Regions from separate parts of the Homo sapiens genome. Here region 1 is linked to region 2. Evidence: read pairs that join two places in POLR2A ChIA-PET (ENCODE). Cell type or tissue: MCF 10A. All regions are shown on one strand. Region 1 overlaps NLGN1 (neuroligin 1). Region 2 overlaps NLGN1 (neuroligin 1).

Region 1 (4,000 bases), 170 kb after region 2:
AAACCAATGAAAATGCCACAAAATTAAGATATCAACTAAGTTGGGCTCCCTGCTGTGAAATTCTCATAGTCATAGTGAAGATAAATTATTAAAACTGGACATTTCTATTAAAATCAAAACAGTCTTTAACAACAAATGTATAAATCAAAAAGCCAATGTGCAAAGGAAAACAGTAGAAGTTATGCAACAGACGTTTTAGTCCCAGCTATGCCATAGAACCCGTTTGCATTATTTATACATTGAAGATGATAAACACCTGGCTCGAATCTCATAAATATGTAGTTAGATCTGAATATGATAATTCATTTGTAAGCATCGTGAATGAATTATAATTTATACCTAAGACTTTTTTAAAATTGCAATATTATTTGCTGCTGTAGATAACATGCATATGCTAATTCACAGTGTTTAAGGCTGTTTATGATCTCCAGGTTTTAAGATATGTGTGGTCAATTTTAGTTGATATTGCATTTTTAACAATGCCCCAGTTTCACTGCAAAAATAGACTTAAATGCACAGATTTTGTTGAAATTTATAGCAATGCGTAACAATATTAGTTCTTATTGAAGGCTTTCCCTGGACTTCTGAGGATTAAAGGTGAGAATATAATTCCAAATCTGAGTAAACACTTATAGAAAGTGATTAAAACTTATTTAGTGATAGAAATCAGTGATTATTTTAACTTGGCAGTCTATGTGCCACCATTTTAGCCTTTTAGTATGACATAGTAAAGTAATTCAAAGGGAAGGCTTAATTAACTTCAGAAAAAAAAAGTTCAAAAGAATGCAGTAATAAAAATAGGCCCTCTTGTGAAAAGAAAACTTGTTAGTTAATTCTTATATCTCAAAGAGAGATAAACTGTGAAAATACCTGTAGAGTTCATTCTCAAGGCAATAGAGTGTTTCTCGACGTCCACGTGTGGACAGGATGCAGTTCTGATGTGTTTTGCTGAGTCAGGGATTTCTTGTGGCAGCTGTCACTGTTGATGCATCATCTTTAAAGACGTGCCTGAGAACTTTGCCATGACCCTTGGCGGCTTGTTGATTTTTCTGTGGAAATGTATGAAAGTATAATTTAGTTTGTTTGGGTTTTACATGAATTAAATATGGGGTTTTTGCTCCTCATTGAGCAAAATAAGGTGAAAAAAACTTCCTTAAATATTTCAGAGTTTGACTCGAAACGAAAACTCAAAATGTAATCTTGTGCTGTTATTTTTGTTTCCATTGTGTGATGCCAGAGGCTATAGACAACTAAGGAATCTTTCAACATGGCTTGAAATTTTGCATGTATCAATAAATACCTATGGTAAAAAAAAAAAAACTTTATTTTAATTTTAGCTACTCTATAATGTTCACCGTAAAGTATAATTATTTTCACTTATTTTTATCAATTTAATTAAACATATTTTATTGAGCTCTACCCCACTGCTAGAAACATATTCCAAAAGTACAAGGCTCATCTTGTCTCTCTTGGTTTAAAGTCTTTCAATGCCTTTGCTTTCCCAAGGCATTTGCCTAAAGTTAAACCCTTTCAGTGTGGCCCACAAGCCCCCTTAGGATCTGTCTCTGTCTGCTTGATGTATAACCCAACTTCTCCCCTCACCCCATCACTTCACATGCTGGCTTCCAGCCACACGGAACTCTAAAAGTGGTTTCTCCAATGTGCCATCTTCTCTTAAGCCACCAGGCTTCACATAGGCTGCAGTTTATCACTAAAAAGGAAGTTTCCTTTTTTTTTTCTTCAAAATCCCTTCATTTCAATTAAGAAGTCACCTTCTGCCTCCTGCTTTCTAAGATCTTCATAAGGGGTAAGAAAGGTGCCCCTTCTAAGTAAAGTGACCATTTTTTTTCTAGTTCACCAGAGAAAGTCTCAATTTATGTCAATTTTCTCAACATTTCATTTATTTAGCACTCCCTTTCACTCACAATGGGGTGTGTCATCCTGGTTTGGATGACACACTCCACAGCCATCATACTTCTAGAGGCTCCGTTTTCCCCTCTGCAGCAAGTACGAGGCCAAGAGCATAACTGTTTTGGAGTCAGCCAGGCCTATTTTCAAAACCCATGTCTGCCTTCTGTCAACTATGTGATATCAACATAGGTAGTTGCTGAAAATTTTTGACCTTGATTTTCTTACTTATAAAATTGGGACAGTGATGTTTAACTTCTGGTACTTTTTGATTTTTAAATTCAACCATGCAAGTAAGGTACATGGCTTAGCACCTGGTACATTTTAGGTTCTGTTAATAGATAAATGTAGGCACATTAAAATGTTAAAGAGTTACTTCGGACGAGGATTCATGAATCAGGCAAATCAAACTATAAGCAGTTTGGACTCCACCAAAGGAGCATGAGACGAAAAATTGTATAAGGTGTTTGAGGAATTAATACACAGAAACTATTTGCTTGTTTAAACTGGAACAGTAGCTTTCAGGTCTCTAGTCAGAGATGAGTTGGCAGTTTCTGGTTGGTTCAGCTGAAGTTTCGTTTTACTGTTTACACTGAGTTAGGTTTGATCAGCTTACGTCTGAACCCAAAGTGCTGGAGCCATCTCAGCCTAATGGCCTCCCAATTAATTTTGTAAACAACTTTCAATGAATCACAGCTTTTTAAAAACTTAATGATAGCAATAGCACTGTGTTCTAATGATATGTTACTTCCTTCACAGGACTGTATACCTCTTAAAGTCAAAAACGTGTCTTTGTCTTTTATTTGTTTTTCCGCAGGCCCTCGCACAATAGTGCCCACACTATAGATTCATAATAAATAGTTATCAAAGGGATTAGTGACTAGAAAAATGACTGACTGACTAAAAAATGAATGAAAACATATTATCTGTCCTCAAAGGAAGAAAGGTACTTTTAATGTAAGCCACTCTCTGTGTGTCATAAGTGCTCCCCAAAAGGACAAAGAAAACAGTGAAGAAATTACCCTATTTCCAATCGGGAGATCAGGGAATATTCACAGAGCAAATGACATTTAAATAGGGCTTCAGCAGGAAGAAAGATGTGTTATGGAGTAGTACTTCAGACAGAGGGCATGATCACCACATTTTCATCAAATAATAAATATGTTAATGAAAGATATGTACTTAAAAATAACAAAAAAGTATTTCTACAATTATATGCATAAGTTTAGATTTTCCACCCTCCAAAGAGGCCTTTGTGGTTGCCATTCTTTTCACTGACAAATGTACTGCTGAATGTGATTTCTCTTAGGTTGATATGTAGTATAAAAAATCATAGCCAGCTTTTTTTCTCCCTCTCTTGGTTTAACTCTTGCACATTCACACATGGGGGGGTATAAGATGTTCATTTTTTTTCCTTTGCTTTTTAATACGAAAATTATCTCTTAAAACTAAAGTCGAAATTAATAAAGATCTTTTTTCTAAAATTAGAAGGATCTATTTGCTTTGACAAATTCTAACTGTTTATAGTGTCACATTATTTTCAAAATATTACAGATGTGGAAAAGGGGTAGAATTAGTTTTGAGTAAAATTATGGCTTGTCAGCAGATAACACAATCAACCTTTCAAACGCAAACACCTCTTTCCAAGTGTAATTGTTAGGAAATGAGAGCCGTATTCAAATGCTAAATAAGAAAAATGACGATAGGAATAAAAACTCTTCTGGTTAAAAAAATAACGAAGAACAGAATTTTAGGCACGGTTTTCAAAAGCTCTCCAATTGCAGGTGCTACCTGGCTGTTGACTGGTTGATTGGATGGCCTTGATAGTGTTGACAGCCCATGAATTCTCTGACAGCCCAGGGAATTCAAGTTAATGGACAGTTAATATCATGATTGAATGGTGCCTGATCTATTTGAGGATGGAAAATCAATAGTCTATTAGATTCGCCAGGAGAAGTGGGGGAAGAATAAGCATGCCTATTTGCCTTCATTGCTACGTCTACACTAATTAAGCACCACCTTAAGATGGAGGAGAGTCTGGAGAATTGAACTGGTAATGAGATTCCGACTTGAAGTAAATGAAGCAACTTTA
Region 2 (4,000 bases):
GGGAAGTCTACACATTGAATGAACACTGCAGGGACATACTCATAAATATTCATTAAACAGGGTTTCATTGAAAATGAAATTTAAGTACTTAAGGTAATGTAATACAAGTAGGTGAAAAGCTATTTCACCCTAGCTAAGAAACCAGGATAGACTGAGATAATCTAAGAAAGAAGGATAGAGTTTAGAGGATGTCTTTTGTACCCCAAAATACGAATTAAGAAAATGAAGTGTTAATTCAATTGTCATATTCATCCTGGTGCTTCGGAAGTCCAGTCTTCATAATAAAAGAGAACACAGTGTCTTTTAAACACCCTATAATTATGTGAATTAGGGAGGAGATTTGAAGGTCTAGAGAGTTCTCTTGGAGTAGGTAATGAAATACAGTCTCCAGGAGATAGAATTGTTCAAGAAGTCAGGGTGGCCTGTTTAAAATCTGTGTGGCCTCCAGTAAGTCACTAAGCTCTCTGATGTTGTTTCTTACCTATAAAGAGAAAATAGTACTACCTCCTCACTCACAGTCTTTTTAAGAAAAGAGAGTGTGTGTATATTTAGAAGTATTTTGTAAACTATAAAGCACCATGAAACTATCCATTATTGTAATTTGCTAGTATTCATTTCAGTACATTTATGGAGCCTAATCTCAATCTCTATGATTGCTTAGTTATATTGACATTTTTACATTCATTGCTTCTATTAGAAACTCAGTCAATAAATTTTGAATGAAAACCTATGATTTTCCAAGCATCACTCTAGGGGCTCTGGAGGAACCAATAAACAAAACAAAATGAGAGGCTCCACCTTCATGGAGCCTATGTCCTATTCAGGGGAAGTCAATAAGAAGCTAACATCATAAATATATAAAAATTAAAATGTTAGTGGGTGAGAAGTGCTTTGAAGAAAAAACAAAGCATAGAGGTGGCATAGTAGCATAAGGAACATGGAGGGTTACAGGGTGGAGGGGGCTTGGGTCCCTATTTTCAAATAGATTGGTCATGGAAGGCTTCAATGAGGAAAGATCATTTAAAGACAGGTTTTGAAGTAAGCTAGAAAGTTAAGTCTTGTGGCTATCTAGGAAAGAGCATTCCAGGCAGAAGAAATCGTAATTGCAAAGGCCCTGTGGCAGAAGTGTGTCCTGGATATTGAAGGAACAGCAATAACTGAGGGATTGAAAAGTGAATGAGAGAAAGAGTGAGTAGAAATAGAGTCAGAGAGTAGGAAGCCAAATTCTGTTAGATCATTGAAGAATTTTACCTTGCCTGGGTAGAAGGAAGGAAATCACTAGAGAGTTTTGAGAGGAAATGTGAAAAGATTTGACCTATATTTAACTGCATCATTCTGGCTTCTGTGTGGAGTTAGGTGACCAGTTAAGAGACTATTGTAATAATCCAAGTGAGAGAAAATGGTGAATTGGGAAGGGGTAGTAGCATTAAGAGTAGTAAGAAGCACTGAGAGTATAAATTATCTTGGAAGGTACAGCCAAAATAATCTTTTCACAGTTTGGATGAGAGATGCGTCAGAAAAAAGCAGAATTAAGATGACTTTAAGGTGTTTTTCTGTTTTGTTTTGTTTTAATTTTTTTTCTGTTTTGTTTTGTTTTGTTTTGTTTTGTTTTCCAGAGCAAATGGAAGGATTGGGTTTCCATTACTGAAAGATAAGAGTTATTTTATTTGTTCTGTTTTCTTCTTTCAATGCATTTGTGTCTAGGTGAGCATGTGGGTACACAGGATCAATCTTAAATGAGCTATTTGGTTATTTTTTTCAGTTATTTGTAATCAGTTGTCCTGTTTCCACTGTGATCAAGTTAAAAATGGTACTGTTTCAAATTGTCTTGTGTCATTGTGGCAATAGTTTAGTTTTCAGTTTTTTCCTTAAGTTGCTTCATAAGAAATAAATTAATCTATAACTCCTCTTTCATATCGTGTTATCACTAAGCTTGAGTTATATAGGGAAATGTTCTGATATGATTAATTCAAGGATGCTGAAGAGCAATGAGTTGTGTGTAAGCAGAAAACAAACCAGTACTTAACTAGGACATCTGTCTATGAGAGAGAAAGGAGGTGCACATTATTTAAAAAAAAAAAAAAAGTGTGGTAGGATTTGTCTGCAAATTAAATCTGGAGAATAGAAAGAAAGAAATTAGCTTTAATACTATTGCTCAGGAGAATTGTTCAGATAGTAACAGCACCTACAGTGACTGAGAAGTTAGGGTGTGTAACCAGATTCTTTGTGGAATGACTAAAATGTTCTTTCTTTGCTAATCTTGATGAGAGTGATGGTTTCATCAAATTTCTTAGAGGCTAAAGAGAATTAAAGTGTTCAGCCCTCTTGAAGGCTGTTTGGCTGGGTGACTTGCTGAGTGCCAGGGAATAGCTGATTTGCATATATGAAGAGTCAGTTAGATGTGACTCATCCCAGACACTGGCTGCCCCAGGAGGTGCTGTATTATAGCTTAGCTCATGTGTAAGTGTAAGAATATCTGCCACAGTTCTTTTGGCATAAGCCATCTGAAATTAAGAAATATTAATTTATGTATAAAGGTAATGGGGTGGTGGGTAAGGATGGGATTTATTGGAAGATACTCAAAGAATCACAAGAAGTCCTAAACAAGCAAACTCTGAGACAGGCAACAGAAAAGCTCAGAAAACCTTAAGAGAAAGTAGGAGAGGCCTCAGTGAAGTGTGAAAAATGTTATTTTGAGAGTCATTAAGTAATTGAATGGGAAAAATAGGTGTCAATATGAAAGAGATAAGAAGGCAAACAAACTATTCAGAAGGGCACCTCCGGTGAAACACTAGAAGCTCAGAGAATGGCAGGAGAGAGGAGGTAGAAAAGTAATGATTACAAAGCCTCATTGTGGAGAGAAGGGCTGATTCCCACCACTAGATCTTCAAAAGATAAATATGAGCCTCCACTAGTGGGAGACTTTACAATAAGAACCATTTCAGTCAAGGCCAGAACTTCAAAGGATCTGTGGATTAAGGGAGTTTGATGACTACAGATGGGGATTCTAGAGAGAGTGTAATAAAAGTGTAAGAAAAATGGCCAGAGGGGTATCTATCTTGGTTGACAATTAAAGATAGCAGGTATCTGAGACACAGTTTATTTAGCTTGCCGCAAATGGCAAGTTATTCAGATCCCTGGTACTTGGGAAGACCCCAAGGATTTTGAGAGGAGTCAGATTTGACATAGTTCTTCCTTCTGGTCTTTTCTATTTCCTCTTTCAGAAACATATGATGAAATGATAATGACTATCAGATAAATCAACTGAGCTTTCTTCTGATATTTTATTTACTTTCCCCTAATTTAGACACAAATCCCATTAGGCAGTGACTAGGTTATTTCTTTGTTCTGAATAACATCAAGCAAATTCTCAATGTACTTCATAAATGTTAATCTCACATGTATCTCTCAACCTCAAAGGTTCAGTTTGGTTTGGGTAATTTTTTTCTTAAGATATCTGTCAGATCACAGTCCTTTGTATTAATATATATTATAAGTGAATAAGGATGTTCTATTAAATAATAATAAAGAAATATTCCTCTCATTGAAGGAGAAATGTTTCAACACCTAAATGATACACAGTGCTATTAGTATTAGGAGAGGTGCAAAAGACACTGTATTGCTTTGCAAAACTGTATAATATCATTAGAGAAAAACCATATGTGCAATAAAATAACTACATGTAAATGAACTTTAAATAACATCTAACAATTTTCCAGAATCATTAAAAAAGTTGGGGTGTTTTGCATTCTGTGGCAGGTAAAAAAACACGAATATCTAAGTTACAATAATAATAATAATGTACTATTATAGTATATAATACTATATAGTATTAATATTAGTAGTAGTTTTAATATTATACTAATATTATTTAATAATAAACCATTATTATGTTATAATAATAAAATAATTGATATCTAACTTGTTTATTTCATTTTGTTTTATGAAGCGGTTGCAAGAAAAAGTGAATAATGACGTCAATAGTAAACATTTGCATTTG

The links. Peaks named below come from ENCODE experiments on the same cell type or tissue, not always from the same donor. Only the 100,000 strongest peaks of a DNase experiment are listed, where the experiment ranks them.
Region 1: POLR2A ChIA-PET joins it to region 2 with 5 read pairs; 2 of 35 experiments call an interaction of 5 or more read pairs at or near these places.

What each region holds. Positions count from the first base shown.
Region 1 is chr3:174,098,970-174,102,969 of GRCh38, forward strand. All of the region lies in intron 4 of NLGN1 (neuroligin 1), which reads left to right. Among named protein-coding and RNA genes, the nearest start is that of NLGN1-AS1, 180 kb to the left of the region's middle. In MCF 10A, no CTCF peak of the experiment used is centred here; no DNase peak of the experiment used is centred here.
Region 2 is chr3:173,930,437-173,934,436 of GRCh38, forward strand. The region is part of intron 4 of NLGN1 (neuroligin 1); the gene reads left to right. Among named protein-coding and RNA genes, the nearest start is that of NLGN1-AS1, 12 kb to the left of the region's middle. In MCF 10A, no CTCF peak of the experiment used is centred here; a DNase peak (open chromatin) is centred at 2,405.